Regions from separate parts of the Homo sapiens genome. Here region 2 is linked to region 1. The links are chromatin loops, found by intact Hi-C in ENCODE. Cell type or tissue: PC-3. All regions are shown on one strand.

Evidence for each region. Peaks named below come from ENCODE experiments on the same cell type or tissue, not always from the same donor. Only the 100,000 strongest peaks of a DNase experiment are listed, where the experiment ranks them.
Region 2: a loop joins it to region 1, with 2.8 times the contacts of the local background. A loop is called at or near these places in 1 of 110 quality-filtered maps.

Annotation. Positions count from the first base shown.
Region 1 is chr4:125,725,063-125,733,062 of GRCh38, forward strand. No RefSeq gene overlaps it. Among named protein-coding and RNA genes, the nearest start is that of MIR2054, 220 kb to the left of the region's middle. In PC-3, no CTCF peak of the experiment used is centred here; DNase peaks (open chromatin) are centred at 3,719 and 4,729; H3K27ac peaks cover 1,946 bases.
Region 2 is chr4:125,364,071-125,372,070 of GRCh38, forward strand. The region is part of intron 2 of FAT4 (FAT atypical cadherin 4); the gene reads left to right. Among named protein-coding and RNA genes, the nearest start is that of FAT4, 53 kb to the left of the region's middle. In PC-3, no CTCF peak of the experiment used is centred here; a DNase peak (open chromatin) is centred at 4,891; H3K4me3 peaks cover 669 bases; H3K27ac peaks cover 1,507 bases.

The DNA.
Region 1 (8,000 bases):
TGAAAATTCATGAACAACTTTTGACTCCCCCAAACCTAATTACTAATAGTCTACTATTAACCAGAAGTCTTACTGATAACACAAATAGTCAATTAACACATATGATGTGTATGTATTATATAATGTATTCTCACAATAAATTAAGTTAGAGAAAGGAAAATGGTATTAAGAAAATCATAAGGAAGAGAAAATATATTTACTATACAATAAGTGGAAATTGATCATCATAAAGGTCTTTCGTCCTGGTTGTGTTCACACTGAATAGGCTGAGGAAGAGAAGGAAAAGAAAGGGTTGGTCTTGCTGTCTCACGGGTGGCAGAGGTGGATGAGGTGAAGGAGGTGGAAGAAGAGGCAGGAGAATTAGGTATACTATGTGTAACCTTAAAGAAATACATTGTAATTTCTAACTTTTTTCTTTTTCATTTCTCTAAAAATGTTTCTCATGGTACCAATAATCTTTACACCATTTTACTTTAGTTTTAGCACTCACACAGAAAAGTCCGTGTGGTAAAAGAAGTCCAAAGCAGCCCTAAATAATCAACCCTCTGCCAAGTTGTCCAATGTCAATTTGTTTTCTGGCACTGCTTCTTCTATGACTTCTTTCTCATCACCTGGGACTGGGTCGGAAATACTGATCTCCATCAAGTTCCTTCTGTTAATACCTCCAGTGTGATGTTTATTAGCTCTTGAATTTATGTAAGATCCACATCTTGAAACCCTTTCCTCCCTACTTTTTTTTTAGATATATCCAGAAGCTCTTTCATGATTTCCTTGATTGGCTATGTTGTAAATCTTGTGATGTTACAGAATTTTCTCCAGCAGAAATTTATTGTTTTGATCTTGATAACTTTCATGACTTTTTCTATCACAAATGTGGGCATCTTCACTGGTGTAATTTTCCAGACTCGTGGTCTCTCAATCGTGTTTCTCTTCCACAGCTTGGACAATCTTTTTTATAGAGTACCATTTATTATGAGCCTTAATAATCCTTATGACCCCTTGATCTAGAAGCTGAATTAGAGATATCTTTGGCAGCAAATAGACTTCTTTGATGCCTTTGATGTTGAACTCATGGGATTCTGAGTGGCCAAGGGTTTGTCTAATCAAAAGAATGCTAAAAGGCAGCCCTTTACTAGAAAGGTACCTTCTGGCATCAAGGACAAAGCATCAATTGAACCAATCCAGAAAAATGGTTCTTGTCCAGGTCTGCTTGTTGTAAAACCAAAAGACTAGCAGCTGGTGTTTATCTTTCCCTTCAAGGCTTGGGGGTTTGCAGCTTTATACAAAAGGTCAGTCCTGATCGTAAACTCAACTTCATTTACATAAAACAGTAGAGTTAGCCTATCCCTTTCTGCCTTAAATCCTAGTGCTCACTTCTCTTCATTATTAATATCCTTTAAGACATTTTTTTCCAGAATAGGGTACTTTTGTCTACATTAAAATCCCCTTCAGGTCGATATCTTTTCTCCTCAATACTTTTCTTTGTGGGAATTCATCTGCTATCTCTTGGTCAATAGAAAGTGCTTCTGCTGTTATTTTGATATTTTTTAAGCCAAACTTATTTCTAAAACTATTAAATCATCCTTTGCTGGCATTAAATCCTCCAGCTTTAGATTCTGCACTTTCCTTTTGCTTGTCATAAAATGACTTCGTTTTTTATCAAATCATGTTAGAGTCCATCTAGGCTTTAACCATATTAAAGTCTAAAGACTCTATCTTATTGCTATAAAGAAAGAGCATTTCCTATTGCAATCTTGTGTCCACATAAAAGCTACATTTTCAATATAAGATAATAAGATATCTTGCAAAAAGTACAAGGTTTGTTCACCTGCTGGCATAGTTGTAGAAAGGGCTTCATGTATCTTTTTTTTTTTTTAACAATGATCCTTACCCTGCATTCATTTATCTTGAAATGGCAGGCAAACACAACTGCAGACCTCAATTTAAAGTATATGTCAAGCAATTAACCTTTTTTCTTGCAATTTCATGACTTTCCTCTGCTTTTGGGAGCAGTTCCTGCATCACTAATGGCACTTTATTTTGAGTCCTATCATGTTATTCAAGGTTTATGATATTGCACTAAACATGGCAAATATATGACTATAATGAGAGATCTCTTTTTACTGTGATAAACAGTTTACTGTAGTGAGGAACTGCTCACATAGAGACGATTAACATCACAAGGTATTTTCAGCAGATACTCACAACACTTCGACTCACTGCAATAGCAACAAGATGTGGCTACAAAATTATTACAGTAGTACAGTATGTATTGCAGTTAATTTTATGTGGTTTTGATTTAATACTGGATCTTTACATTTGTTTACATTTCTCTGGACTGTGAATGAGGTCATGTATTGTCAATAAGTGTGTGTATAAATTTTGATAAATTTTAACTTTTGTAATAGATTTGTGCGTATTTTATGGTAGTAAAGGATAAAATAGAATAATATCTACATATATTTTACTCATTCATGACATATCTAACTTTTTATTTTTTTAGTTATTTCTAGGCTATGAGGTTTATCTGTGAGTTTTTTCAAATTTTCTCAAGTCTCCTGAAAATTTTCTAATATATTTGTTGAAAAAGATCTGTGTATAAATGGTCCTGCGCCATGAAAATCCCTGTTATTCAAGGGTCAACTGTATTTTGAAGAAAACCTTAGTGTTAATATAACAGATCTCTAAAGGGGCAATGATAAAATGTGTTAAATAAAGTAAAAGGGAAGATTGGACATTAAAATAGTAATTGGAATTAAACCCATCTTCAATGTACTGAGAACTGTGGCTCAGAAAACACCGGAAGTCACAATCTTTGGAAAAGAATAGACGGAAAAACCTTAACAAGTTATTTCTTATGGCATAGGTAGCCTTTTGCCCAAATCATAAGGCAGAGGAATGTTCTCCTGGGAGCCCACTTAGGGAGCGAGAAAAAGACAGAGCTGAGAATCAGGCTGGGACAGATACGAAGATAATACTGTACTTGGGGTTTATACCTCAAAAACATGTAGGGAGGAATAAAGGCAGCCAGAAACCAGAATTTAGTGCAACACTGGGAAACTGAAAGCAACAGGAGTGGAGTCATGGGATTTCTGTATAAGCAGAGACAGCCAGCTACAACTTAGTTTTACAGTATAGTAAGTGAATAGGTAAAGCCAAGGAGACAACAAAGCAGTGGAATGGAAACAGTAGCAGCAAAATTCCTTGAATTAGAAAAAGAACTCAAATCTAAAGGAAGTCTTAAAAACATTTTCAAGAATTACCTTTTTAGAGTTATTTCTCTCAGAATATGATCACCTTGGCAGTAACAAGCTTGGAATCCCCAAAAAGGATGAATAAAAAGCACCTGAGTACATAAATGCATAAATATGAAACAAAAGGAAAATAGGCAGAGGTCAGATTTCTATTGTAAAATATTAACCTATAATTGAATCTTAATATTTGTCTATTTATAGGTAGCTTGGGTGAAATTATACAAGTCACTTTGTGTAGGGAAGAGCTAGCATTTACTAGGAGAAAAAAAACACTTCATTTTACGTTTGCAATTTCATTTAAACTTTGGAAGAATGCTGATTCTGCATCTAAATCGCAGGACTATTAAACAGCTTTCCTAAGGCCTCATATCTATGTGAGTCAGTCTTGAATCTTACTTCCACTTCCCTGGCTGACTCCTCTCCAGGGCACTCCTTCCCATCACAAGTTGACTTTGGGTCTGGACACAGCATTGTTGCAACAAGAATGTAAACTAGAGCAACTGCTGTGCTTTGAATCCTGACTCAGCCACTCATGCCTCTCTAGGACTTGAGGCATGTTAGTTACTTTTCCTGCATGTCAGTTTCTGCATCTGTAGAGTGGGATGACAGAACCTGCCTCACAGTCACAGAGGGAGGATGAAATGAGATAGTGAAAGTCCAGCACTTCTTTGGAGCTCGCAGGACTACCATATCTTAAAGTTCCCATTAAATAACTGGACAGGGGCAAAGCTGCAGCACAGTATTACAAGCACATAGTAAGCACTCAATGTGAAGTTACTGTGATTCAAACAAAGCAAAATGGATATTTTTGACAATATTTATTGGCTACATATGACATTATTATAGCTCCTTCTACAAAAAAATGCAAGAAATCTTTGCATCCCACCAAAAAATAGCTAAAATGGGAATTTCTTATCATTATAATTCTTCATTTCAACTTTGTTTAATTATATCCTAGACAACAAGGGATTTAGTTTATTTTCTTTAGCTATTCTAGTAAAAGCTTCACATACAAATGTTCAGTTTCATTCACAGCTAATATTTTTTTCAATAAATAACATAATACTTCTTTTACAAAATACAGTTAGAATCTATATTTGTCTGGCTTATCATAAGTAGTCACAATTCTTGCTCCACATTCATTGAAGTTAATACAAAAACTTGTCAGAAAACCAACAATCTAACCACAGTAAGTTATGTAGATTTTAAAGTCATGTAGATTTTACCAAATATTTCAACCCCCCTTAACATAAACTTTTATAAAATACATTCCGGGCTGAGCATAGTGGCTCATGCCTATAATCCCAACACTTTGGGAGACTGAGGAGGGCAGATAACTTGAGCCCAGGAGTTCGAGATCAGCCTGGGCAACATAGGGAGACCCTGTCTCTACAAATATACAAAAATTAGTCAGGCATGGTGGTGCGTGACTGTAGTCACAGGTATTTGGGAGGCTGAGGTGGGAAGAATGCCAGCACCCAGGAAGTTGAGGTTGCAGTGAGCTTTGATTCACGCCACTGCATTCCAGTCCAGCCAGGGCAAGGAGAGTGAGACTGTTTCCAACACACACACACACACACACACACACACACACACACACACACACACACTCTTAAATTCTTTTAGTTTTACCCCTTTAAGATCTCCCTGCAACTGCAACCTCTTTCTTCTGTCTTCCCCACACAGTCACATCCAATCCTTCCTATTTTGCACAGATTCTCTCCTTAGTTTAAATTACCTACTCAGGAAAACAAACTCAAAAATTAGCTAATTTTTAACGAAAGCCACTGAGAAAACAGCTCAACTGAAAGAAAGAGCTGAGTCCCTTGTTTCTTAAACGTTGCCTTCCTGTTCTCACCCTGAGAGAGGTCATCTACCCCAGTGAAATCTTTGTCAGAAATAGTTTCAATGCTTGAGAGATACTTGAAGCTACCTATTTGTACGTTTTGACCACTCTGTGCCCTTTCTCTCTACCTGAGTGTTCCTCTAGACTAAAGTAGTCTCAGAGTGGGGCTAGCAGGCCCTCCATGATGTCTATGCAACCCTCTGTCCCTGACCTACCAGCAGCCAGCACAGACTGAGGCAACAGTATTCAAATAGGATGAAAAGATGTTCATAGCTTATTTGAATGTTAAGTGTCTTTCTTTATGCAGTTGCTTTGTTGTTTATGTTGTCATAGAATAAATAGTATGGTGGTTTATTTTTGTTTCTTTTGAAAAGTGCATAGTTGATTTAATGTATATTCATGTTTCATAATGTATTCTCTGATATGTCTCTCTATACATGTATTCTCTAGTCTCTCTCTATATATTCTCTCTCTCTCTCTCCATATATATATATATGCCCTTCTGGCACATGTGGAGGTTACTTTATGATCTTGGTATAGGGGAGATGTTACAATGTCATGTTTCTTAAGGCTTTGATGCTGTCTCATTATTTTTACCTAGACAATATATACTCTTTTCCAGAAACATATGCAAATGCAGGCTTCTTTATGAACCCTTCCTTTCCCTTCCTGAGACAAGTTAATCAGCCTCTTCTGAATTGCTTCTATTGTTTGCTCCTCAAAGGCATTCCATATTGTTCTAATATAAATTTTCTTCTCCCTGACTCTTACAGAGGTATTCCTGTTGCATAGAAAACTACTTGCCATATAGAACATGAAGTATTTATGTTAATTGAATATATTGAAGCCAGTGAGGCAGATTACTGGTTTGATTTTTCAGATATTAATTTTGATAAGCAGTGGTTTTGCAGTTGGTTTTTAACCAGATAAACAAAAATGTATTTAATGCAGATGGGCACAAGTGAACAACACTCATGATTGGATTTGCAAAACAAAAATCTCTATGTGCACTTTTTTTGAAATCAAGGCAAACCAAAGGATTTTTTATAAATATTGTTATTCTACTAGAAATTACATCACTTTTCCCCTATTGCTATGAAATTTAGTGGTTTATATTGTTCAGTGTAGATATGTTATCGTAGAAATTATTGTTCTGACTTTCCTCAAAACTAGCTTTGTGAACCCATGTGTGTGTGCGTGTGTGTGAGGGAGTATACAGAATAGAATTAATTCTTGTTCAGTGATCGCATTATAGAAAGTGCATTGAACAACGGCTAGTGGCAATTATATGTGTGCATGTAAACACAGCAACACACCAGCCCTGGCCTCCTTCTGGTGCAACAGGCAGTGTCATGACTTTACTATGTCCAGTGGAATTAATATTGGACATGTGTAATTCTATCATTCATCACTGTTTCTCTTTCTTAGATATGGTAATAGAGTATATTATTTACTATAAAAAAATTTAAATTAACACCTACAAACTGTTGCAAAATAATTGAAGAGTACACCAATTAACCTTCCTCCCATTTTGGAGTAATTTCTTTAAGATAATTTCTGTCTTCTAAGTGGTTTAATTCATTTTGCTCGCAACCATTTCAAGAGCAGGCTGTTGTCTTTATAAAGCTCTCTAAACGGGCTCCAAATTTGTGAAAAGAAGAAAATGTCTTTACAATTATGAATATTTCTGTAACTTTCAAGAGATTCTTGTGTTATTTGCCTCATTTCCCAAAGTGTTAGATGGAAGTGAAAATTACTCCCTACTAATAATGCCAACACTATAATTCAGTTACTTTTCTATGCTCGAATAATTATCTGACATTAAAATTAAGAATAACCGACTTGATCTCACTTAACTTTATGTTCGGGTCTTTCATCTTGTGCACTGATGACAGCTGGAGTCCTGAACTACTCTGCAATATTTCCTTCAAAATACCAGCACTGAGGTATAGTCTTCTGACAGTTAATAAAGACAGGAACATGGCATAAAAATCCTCTAAGACTTAATCACAATTGGATAGATAGCAATAAAGTATTCTAAAAATGTAATAAAATGTCTGTATTGATGATAACGAACCTGGAGGTATTTTCTGGAGAGAAGAATTGTGTTCATAATTACTCCTCAAATGTATTAACTTTTACTTCTTGGGGATTCTAATGGTATTGCTGATTTTGTTAGCTTGGTTTGACTTTGGGTTTTACAATTTTTTCCTTAACTCCCTTGTCTGTATTGAATATTCTTCACTCCATCCTCATCATCACTGTCCATCATCATCATCACTGTCCATCATCACTGTCCTAACCAACATCACTGTCCTAACCATGATTGTAAACAGTAGGACTAAAGAGAAGGAAAATATCCTTCCTTTCATTTACACTGCTTACTTTTATATGCAACATATCTCTTACATAGTATTTTGTTTACTGAAAATGGGCAGTTTTAAGATAATATGAAAGAACTTATTTCCCTTAAGATTAAATTATATGAAACTGTTGAATCTAAATTCAGGCTTTATAATCAAGCTAGAGGGAAAAATACTCCTTCTGGAGTTCAAGTTTTTGGCAGCACTTTAGGATGGGACTGGTGGCTGTGATACTGGATAGCTACTGAACAAGAAATAACATCACTTAGAGTTTGGAACCCAGTGCTAGTTTGTGCCAAATTCTTTGTCTTCATAAATATTTATGAGTGATTTCTGCCATCTCGTTAGAATGTAATTCAAAGACAACAGGTGCAAGCAATGATTGCTCAAGCTAGGCCAACTAACTTTGTTATTGTGTTCCAAGTTTTACATTTAGAAGAATCTGTAGAGAGTTGTCTCTGTGACATCTTTGCTTTATTGATTTCATTTAAAAGATGTTGGTTGGGCACTTCTAAATTTCAGTGACCTGCTTCCAGT
Region 2 (8,000 bases), 360 kb before region 1:
AGGTTCTTGAAACTTGCTTATTTTTTGCTTACTTTTGTGGATGTTCCTATTCCTTCTCTCTCTCTCTCTCTCTTTCTCTCTTCTCTCCACCCCATGTGTGCCCTCACTCTAGCTTCCCCTCTTTCATCCTCCCTCTTGCTACAAATTAAATGTAGTTTTTTTCAAATACCTTTTCTTGGACTTTTTTCTCTCTATAGTGATTCTTGTAGTAATCTTATAGCATCATCTGTCACATTTATGTTGATCTCTTTTTACTTCTGTCTCTTCTTCAGCATCACAATCTGTTTATGTGCTGGACCTAGAAATTTAGCCCCCCGTGAATTTCAACTTCACCCTGTCTATTAAGAAAGCCAGTTATTAATAACGTATTTTAATAAATTATGATAAGCATATGATAAGGAGAAAGAATAGGGGACTTTCAGAATATATTAGAAGGGAACCCAAACTAGACTGTGGATCACCAGAGGAGTCACTAAAGGAGTCTCGGTGGAAGTGATATTTAAACTGCGATACGAAGGATCGCTTGAATTAACTAGGCCATCTTCAGTGGTCAGGAGTCAGTTTTCTGAGCAGAAAGAGTAGTATGCATAAATGCCATGAGCTGGAAACGCATACAACTCTGTATAACTGAAGGAAGTGAGGTTTTTTCAGCTGGTGCATGGAGTGCTGAAAGGAAACTGAGAAGAGACCCTGGAAGGTCAGCTTGGGTGTGAGAGTGAAGAGCACCCAAAGTAAGACTAAAAGTTTGGTAGTTCTCATACCAAAATGAGAAGCCATCAAGAGTTTTTATCAAATTATTGACTTTATCTTATTTGTGTTTCATAAAAAGCTTTCTGGCTACATGAAAAGAAAACAGTTAGAGGTTGGGGGCATTGCGGATTTAGAAATTGAGCATGGAGAACTTGGGGCCCTGGACTAACAGTTGATAGTAGAGTTGGAGGTACATGCATTGAGTGGAGATGTGTTGAAGATGTGGTCCTGGTATTTCTTGATGACGAATTGAATGTAGATGTGGAAGATGATGGAAGAACCAAGGAAGATGGCTTAGTTTCTGCCTTGAGCAACTAAGTGGATGATGAGTTAGGGAATACCGGATGAGGAGTCATAACAAGAAGACAATAAATTAGTTCAGGACCTTGTTAAATGTGAGGTCACTCTGAGATACCAGTGGAAATATCCAGCAGGCAGATGGATATGTGAACTGGAGCACAACAGAGAAGTCTAGATTAAAATTTGCATTTGGAGTGTAGTATCCATGAAAGTAGCCACGAGCTTGGATATGTTGTCCAAAAGAATGTGGACTCTCTTCTCATCATTCAAGCTGAAAACCTCAACTTTATTCCTTGACTCCTCTTTCTCTTTTTTTCTTGCTTCCTATATGTAAATAAATGGTGAAGTCTTATCAGTTTTGCTCTCTATTGTCTTTCCTATTCATACCACCATTTCTGTTTCCAATAGTCTAATTAGGTTCTTGTTATTTCTGACGAGAGAGCTATTATATACTTGAGGATAGCAAGACTGGTTGCCAGGAGATTCATAGACTATTGCAGTAAGCTGGAGAGTTATGACTGCTGTTTAAACAAGATCATTAGCTGTAGGAAAAGAGGAAAGTATATTTAAGAAATAAAGTATATGATAAAGTAATAGAAAATGAATATTTGACTAAAACTAGTATGGGAAACAGAAACGCCTTGAATATAACTAAATTAGAATTATCCTCCTTTATAGATTTAACTTTTATTTTAAGTTCAGAGCTAAATGTACAGGTTCGTTATATAGGTCAGGAGTTCCCAACCCCGGGGCCACTGACCAGTACGGGTCTGTGGTCTGTTAGGAACCGGGACGCACAGCAGGAGGTGAGCGGCAGGCTAACGAGCATTACCACCTGAGCTCTGCCTTCTGTCAGATCAGCCCCTGCTTTGGATTCTCGTGGGAGCGTGAACCCTATTGTGAAGTGAGCATGTGAGAGATCTAGATTGCGTGCCCTTATGAGACCTGCCCCACCCTGCTCTGTGGAACAATTGTCTTCCACAAAACTGGTCCCTGGTGCCAAAAAGGTTGGGGACTGCTGATATAGGTAAACTTCTGTCATGGGGTTTGTTGTACAGATTATTTCATCACCCAGGTATTAATTAAGGCTAGTACCCATTAGTTATTTTTCCTGATGCTCTCCCTCCTCCCATCCTCTGCCCTCTAATAGACCCCAGTATGTGTTGTTCCCTTCTATGTGTTTATATGTTCTCCTCATTTAGCTCCCACTTATTAGTAAGAACATGGAATATTTGGTTTTCTGTTCCCAGGTTAGTTGGGTAAGGAAATGGTCTCCAGCTCCATCCATGTTCCTGCAAAGGACATGATCTTGTTCTTTTAATGGCTGCGTAGTATTCCATGGTGTGTATGTACTATATATATATTTTTAATCTGGTCTACCATTGATGGGTATTTGGGTTGATTCCACGTCTTTGCCATTGTGAATAGTGTTGCAATGAACATAACATGTGCATCTTTACAATAGAATGATGCATATTCCTTTGGGTATATACCCAGTAATGGGATTGCTGGGTTGAATGGTATTTCTGTTTTAGGTCTTGGAAGAATTGCCACACTGTCTTTCACAATGGTTGAACTAATTTACAGTCCCACCTACGGTGTACACATGTTATTTTTTCTCTGAAAGCTTGCCAGCATCTGTTATTTTTTTGACTTTTTAGTAATAGCCATTCTGCTTGTATGAGATGGTATCTCATTGTGGTTTTGACTTGCATTTCTCTAATGATCAGTGATATTGAGCTTTTTGTCATATGCTTGTTGGCCATATGTATGTCTTTTTTTTGAAAAGTGTCTGTTCATGTCCTTTGCCCACTTTTTAATGGTATTTGTTATTTTTATGTGTAAATGTGTTTAAGTTCCTTGTAGATGCTGGATATTAGACCTTTGTCAGATGCATAGTTTGCAAATTTTTTTTGCATTCTGTAGGATGTTTGTTCACTCTGTTGATAGTTTCTTTTGCCATACAGAAGCTTTTCTTTAGTTTAGTTAGAATATAAATAAACCAGAAGTTTCCCTTTTAATTTTAGCATCGCAAATATGCATCAAATGTTATCAATTTATTTTACCACATTGCTCCACAAAGTCTCATCCACCAATTATAATTCTTCCAGGTAAAATTTACTGGAAGCAATTATTGGTAGAGCTGGAAATAGCATTTGCCAGACATTTTTCTACACACTGTACATATATTAAATCATTTAATATTTATAAACATTCTATGAAACATCACATTTTACAGGTGAGGAAATGAAGAACACAAAGGTTATAGAGGGTATTTTTCAAGGTCATACAATTTGTAACTGTCAGCAATAGACTTGAACCCAAGTATTCTGGTTCCAGAATCTACACACTAATCCAGGAAAGTAAAGGACTGCGTATGTTTTAAGCACCTATTAACGTGCCAAGAACTGTGGAATATATGAAAAATACATAGGAGTCAATATGTAAATACACATAGTTTAAATAGCAGGTTGGGGGAAAAAATAACATACTCTGTAACTAGTTTTTTCAACCGTATATCATAGAAAGTTAAGTTATTCAGTTGTTCAAAGTCAGTCAGTTTCCATGAGAGATGGTTAAAATGAAAAACCTTCCTTATAGGTGAAATTTAGGGTGACCATTGCCATTTTTAATCAGATATCCCCAAAATTCACCTTTCCTTGACTAGCATTTAAGAAAGTACTGCAAAATAGTATATGCAAACATTGGCTTTGGTAACTTTTGCCAACTAACTTACCATAGTTTTAATCAGGGAAAATGGTGAGTTCATGTGTGGAAGTTCTACTCTGACTCAGGTAGGTAGAGATTATGAACAAAAAGGGAAAAGGCAATTTCCTACCTGATGGTGTGGAACTCTCTAAATCTGCCAGTCCAGTTTTTTTCCCCCTTCCGTTTAAGGTTTTATAAGACTTTCTAAATAGGCAATTTAGTATTTGTTACTAGTTTGGAAATTATTTTTCTGGAGCCATATGAAGTACTAAGTATTTATAGACAAAAATGTTGGCAAAGAATATAGAGGTTCTTGAAATGGCCTTTCACTGTGGCAGAAGAACTTGAATACATTCAAGTGCAAATCCAGATTTGTAGAGAGTACTGTGGGTTTATGGAAATAAAGCATTTGATTGAAAAAGTCATTTTTTCCAGTATGACTTAGTGATTATTAAATAACCATGTTTTTAATCTGACTCACTGGAGGGAAGCTCCATAGCATTAGTGGTAAACAGTTTATGCAGTTAGAATATGAAAAAGACAAAGAAAAGCAAACTAAAAAGACATTTTAGAGTAGAGTGGGAATTGAGCCAATGTGCCTGACTGGTAAAGTCTTTGGAGGGAAGCCAGGAAGTCTGTGATATTTCTCTAGTTAGGATATATATATATATGTATGTATATATTATATATATGTATATATATATATATATAAAAATCATATTGGATAAAAAATGTTAACCCTTTCTATCAAATTTCAGACTTTCCTGATTCTGAAACTCAAAACTGAATGCAAATTAAGATTTTTAAAAAGTATGATTAAAAAAAATACCGCATACACACATGACATCTGGCAATGCCTTAGATCTCTCTAAAATGTCAAGATGGGAAAATATCCAAAACTTTTTTTTTTTGAGAGAGAGAGAGAGAAAGAGAAAGTTGGCTTCTAGCCATAAGCCTGCCGAGGAATTCTTACGAGAATTTCTGGAAACTGTACTTTTTAAGGCAATCATGTTCTCCATGCTTTCGTGGCCTCAGATGTTACTTGAAGGAATTTAAAGTTTCATCTATTTGTGCTTTGTTGCTGTACACCCTTTAGACTTCAGTGGTCAAGTTTCACTTTGGAGAACTGACAAAAGAAAAATATTGTGTTTGGCACTACACAATCTTAGAATACTTTAAGAATGAATATGCCAAGGGAGAGTCATATTATATAGCTTGAATTGTATTTTTCATGCATGATATGTACATCACCTTATGTCACACAAATCTCTATCAGCCTTTTGCTTTTCCATTAAAATAAATACCCATCAGATACTTGATATAGATATTCTGTGGTTGGAGGGCTTAAGTGAGATGCAGTTTCAGGTAAATAACATAAAATCAGCAGACCTCTAATCTGAATTGAATGTGTTAAATCTTATCAACCTAGAGTTTTAAGGAAGAGGGAACAACTGTCTTCAGTGAGTAATGGCGCGTGCATTAATACCAGTTACTCAGGAGGCTGAGGCAGGAGAATCACTTTAACCCAGGAGATGGAGGTTGCAGTGAGCTGAGATTGCCTCATTGCACTCCATCCTGCCTGGGTGATACAGTGAGACTCCATCTCACAAAACAAGCAAACAAATAAATAAAAAAACAAAAGAAATGGCCAAGAAGAAAAATGCCTAGCTTTCCTGCAACAATTTGGGAGATTACCATCATCTGTATTAATTCATTCATTCTGTTGTTTAATGAAAATGGCTAAAGTCTGGCCTTGCCATTGAGGTTTTTAAAAATTCTGGTAAAATATGCATAACATATAATTTGCCATTTTAATATTTTTAAGTGTATTATTCTGAGTCATTGAATAATTTCAAATTGCTCTGCAACTGTAGCCGTCATCTATCTCCAGAATGTTTTTGTTTCCCAAACTGAAACTCTCTACCCATTAAACACTAACTTTCCATTTCCTCCAATCGGCAAGCTCCAGGCCACCACTGTTCTGCTTTCTGTTCCCATGAAGTTGACTACTTTTGCTAACTGATATAAATGGAATCATACATATTTGTTTTTCTGTGTCTGGCTTATTTTACTTAGCATAATGTCCTCCAGGTAGATCCAAGTTGTAGTAAATGTCAGAATTTCCTTTTTTTTTAAAGACCGAATAGTATTCCATTGTATGTATATACTACATTTTGTTTATCAAAAATGGACACTTGGGTTCCTTTCTCCTTTTTCCATTGGGCGTATTGGGTTTTAATATTACACGTTTGTTATAAAGGCAGATATAGGGTGATAGAATTCATACTAGATTTGGAAATAATCAAACTAGGCTTTGTTCTGCCACAACTAGGTAAAAATGTTACTTCTTTCTGACTTTTTGTAAAATCAGGATGGAAATATATTTCATATCATTGTTATAGCTAATAGCTATTAAGCACTTGTATGTTTCATACTGTGTTAAGGGCTTTTATATATTTCTCATTGTATTCCGACAGGAACCCTACAAAGTAGAGACAGTTCCAAATTTCCAGAATGAATGTGAGATTGTGATACATATGACAAACTGCTTATTAAACTGTACAGCACCTAACAACATGAGGGATTATGCCTAATTCCCTACACAGTGCATGGCATACACAAGGACTCATGAGATGCTGTTGAAGAATAAAAGCAGCTCTACTTTACAGCCATAGGAAGCACATACATATTCAGCCATTTGAAAACAGTGTGTCTTGATGAAAGAGGATTGCAGTTGGATTAATATGAACAGTCACTAAAAAATAAATGAAAACCAAACCTCTAAATCACGTATACAGACAATATTCGCAATATTGATAATATTCAAATTGTGTAAGGTAAACCTGATTACTCAGCAGAATTAAAGTTTCACTGGTGATATGGGGTGCAGGCAGTGTCATCTCTCTGACAAAATTTTTCAAATTTTCAAAATTTTCAAAGTTTGAAAATTTCAAATTGACAAAAATTTTCAAAAAATTTCAAAATTTTATAGAAATCATCACAGTTCTCTTTATTAATCAGAGTTTAAATGTTAGGCCAGCCTGGGTGGCTCACGCCTGTAATCCCAGCACTTTGGGAGGCCAAGGCAGGCGGGTCACCTGAGGTCAGGAGTTCGAAACCAGCCTGGCCAACGTGGTGAAACCTCGTCTCTACTAAAACTACAAAAAAATTAGCCAGGCCTGGTGGTGCATGCCTGTAATCCCAGCTACTTGGGAGACTGAGGCAGGCAAATCGCTTAAATCTGGGAGGCAGAGGTTGCAGTGAGCTGAGATCGCGCCATTGCACTTCAGCCTGGGCAATGAGAGCTAAACTCCATCTCAAAAAAAAAAAAAAAAAAGAAGAAGTTTAAATGTCTACTGATAGGCATTATTTTATAGGGTTATTTTATAGGGACTTAAAAATTTCTACATATCAAATATCTAACATAAATATTGGATCACATGGATATATATTAATTCTGCAAATAATTATACAAATAATATTAAATATACAAATAATTAGTTATACAAATAATATTATACTGTGTATGCCTTTTTATAGAATTTCTTCCAAAAAGCAACAGTGGATAAGTTGGAGAGAGCCATGAAATTCCCCAGGAGAGTGGCTGTGAAGGGTGGCCAGGGATTGAGACATAGGGTATCTTCCTAGAGTCTATCCATGAGAAACTGACATGATTTCATGCCATCTGCTATAAGTGCTATAAGTAATAATATAGAAATAGTTGACCTCACAGTTAATTTATTAAGCAAATAGTGGAGAAGATGCTAGTAATTTCTAGACCTTGCCTCAGGGGCTGTGAATATAGGAGGGGATAAGATAAAAAGTGGCTCTTTCATTGGAGTATCAATTGTGGGGAGAGATTGAATATCCTCAATAATATCTTAATTAATATATAAATATATATAAGAAATATATAAATTGAATAATTACAGATAGAGTTTTTTGTGAATAAAACTGAACAAAGTGATGTAATGGAGAATGATAGCAGTATATGGGGCATATTCTTTAGATGGGGTCATTTAGGGAATGTCTTCCTGTGACGGGGGCATCATAAACAACAATTGTTCAACTGCTCTATTCCATCAGGGTGGGAATCACATACTCATTGTTGGCTAGCGTGTCTGCAGTGCCTAGGACAGAACCTGGCACTTGATAGGCATTTACTGAATATTTTTTGAATAAAAGAAGAACGAAATGGATGACAGTAAATAAGTCTTTTAAAAACGTTGAATCAAGGCTGG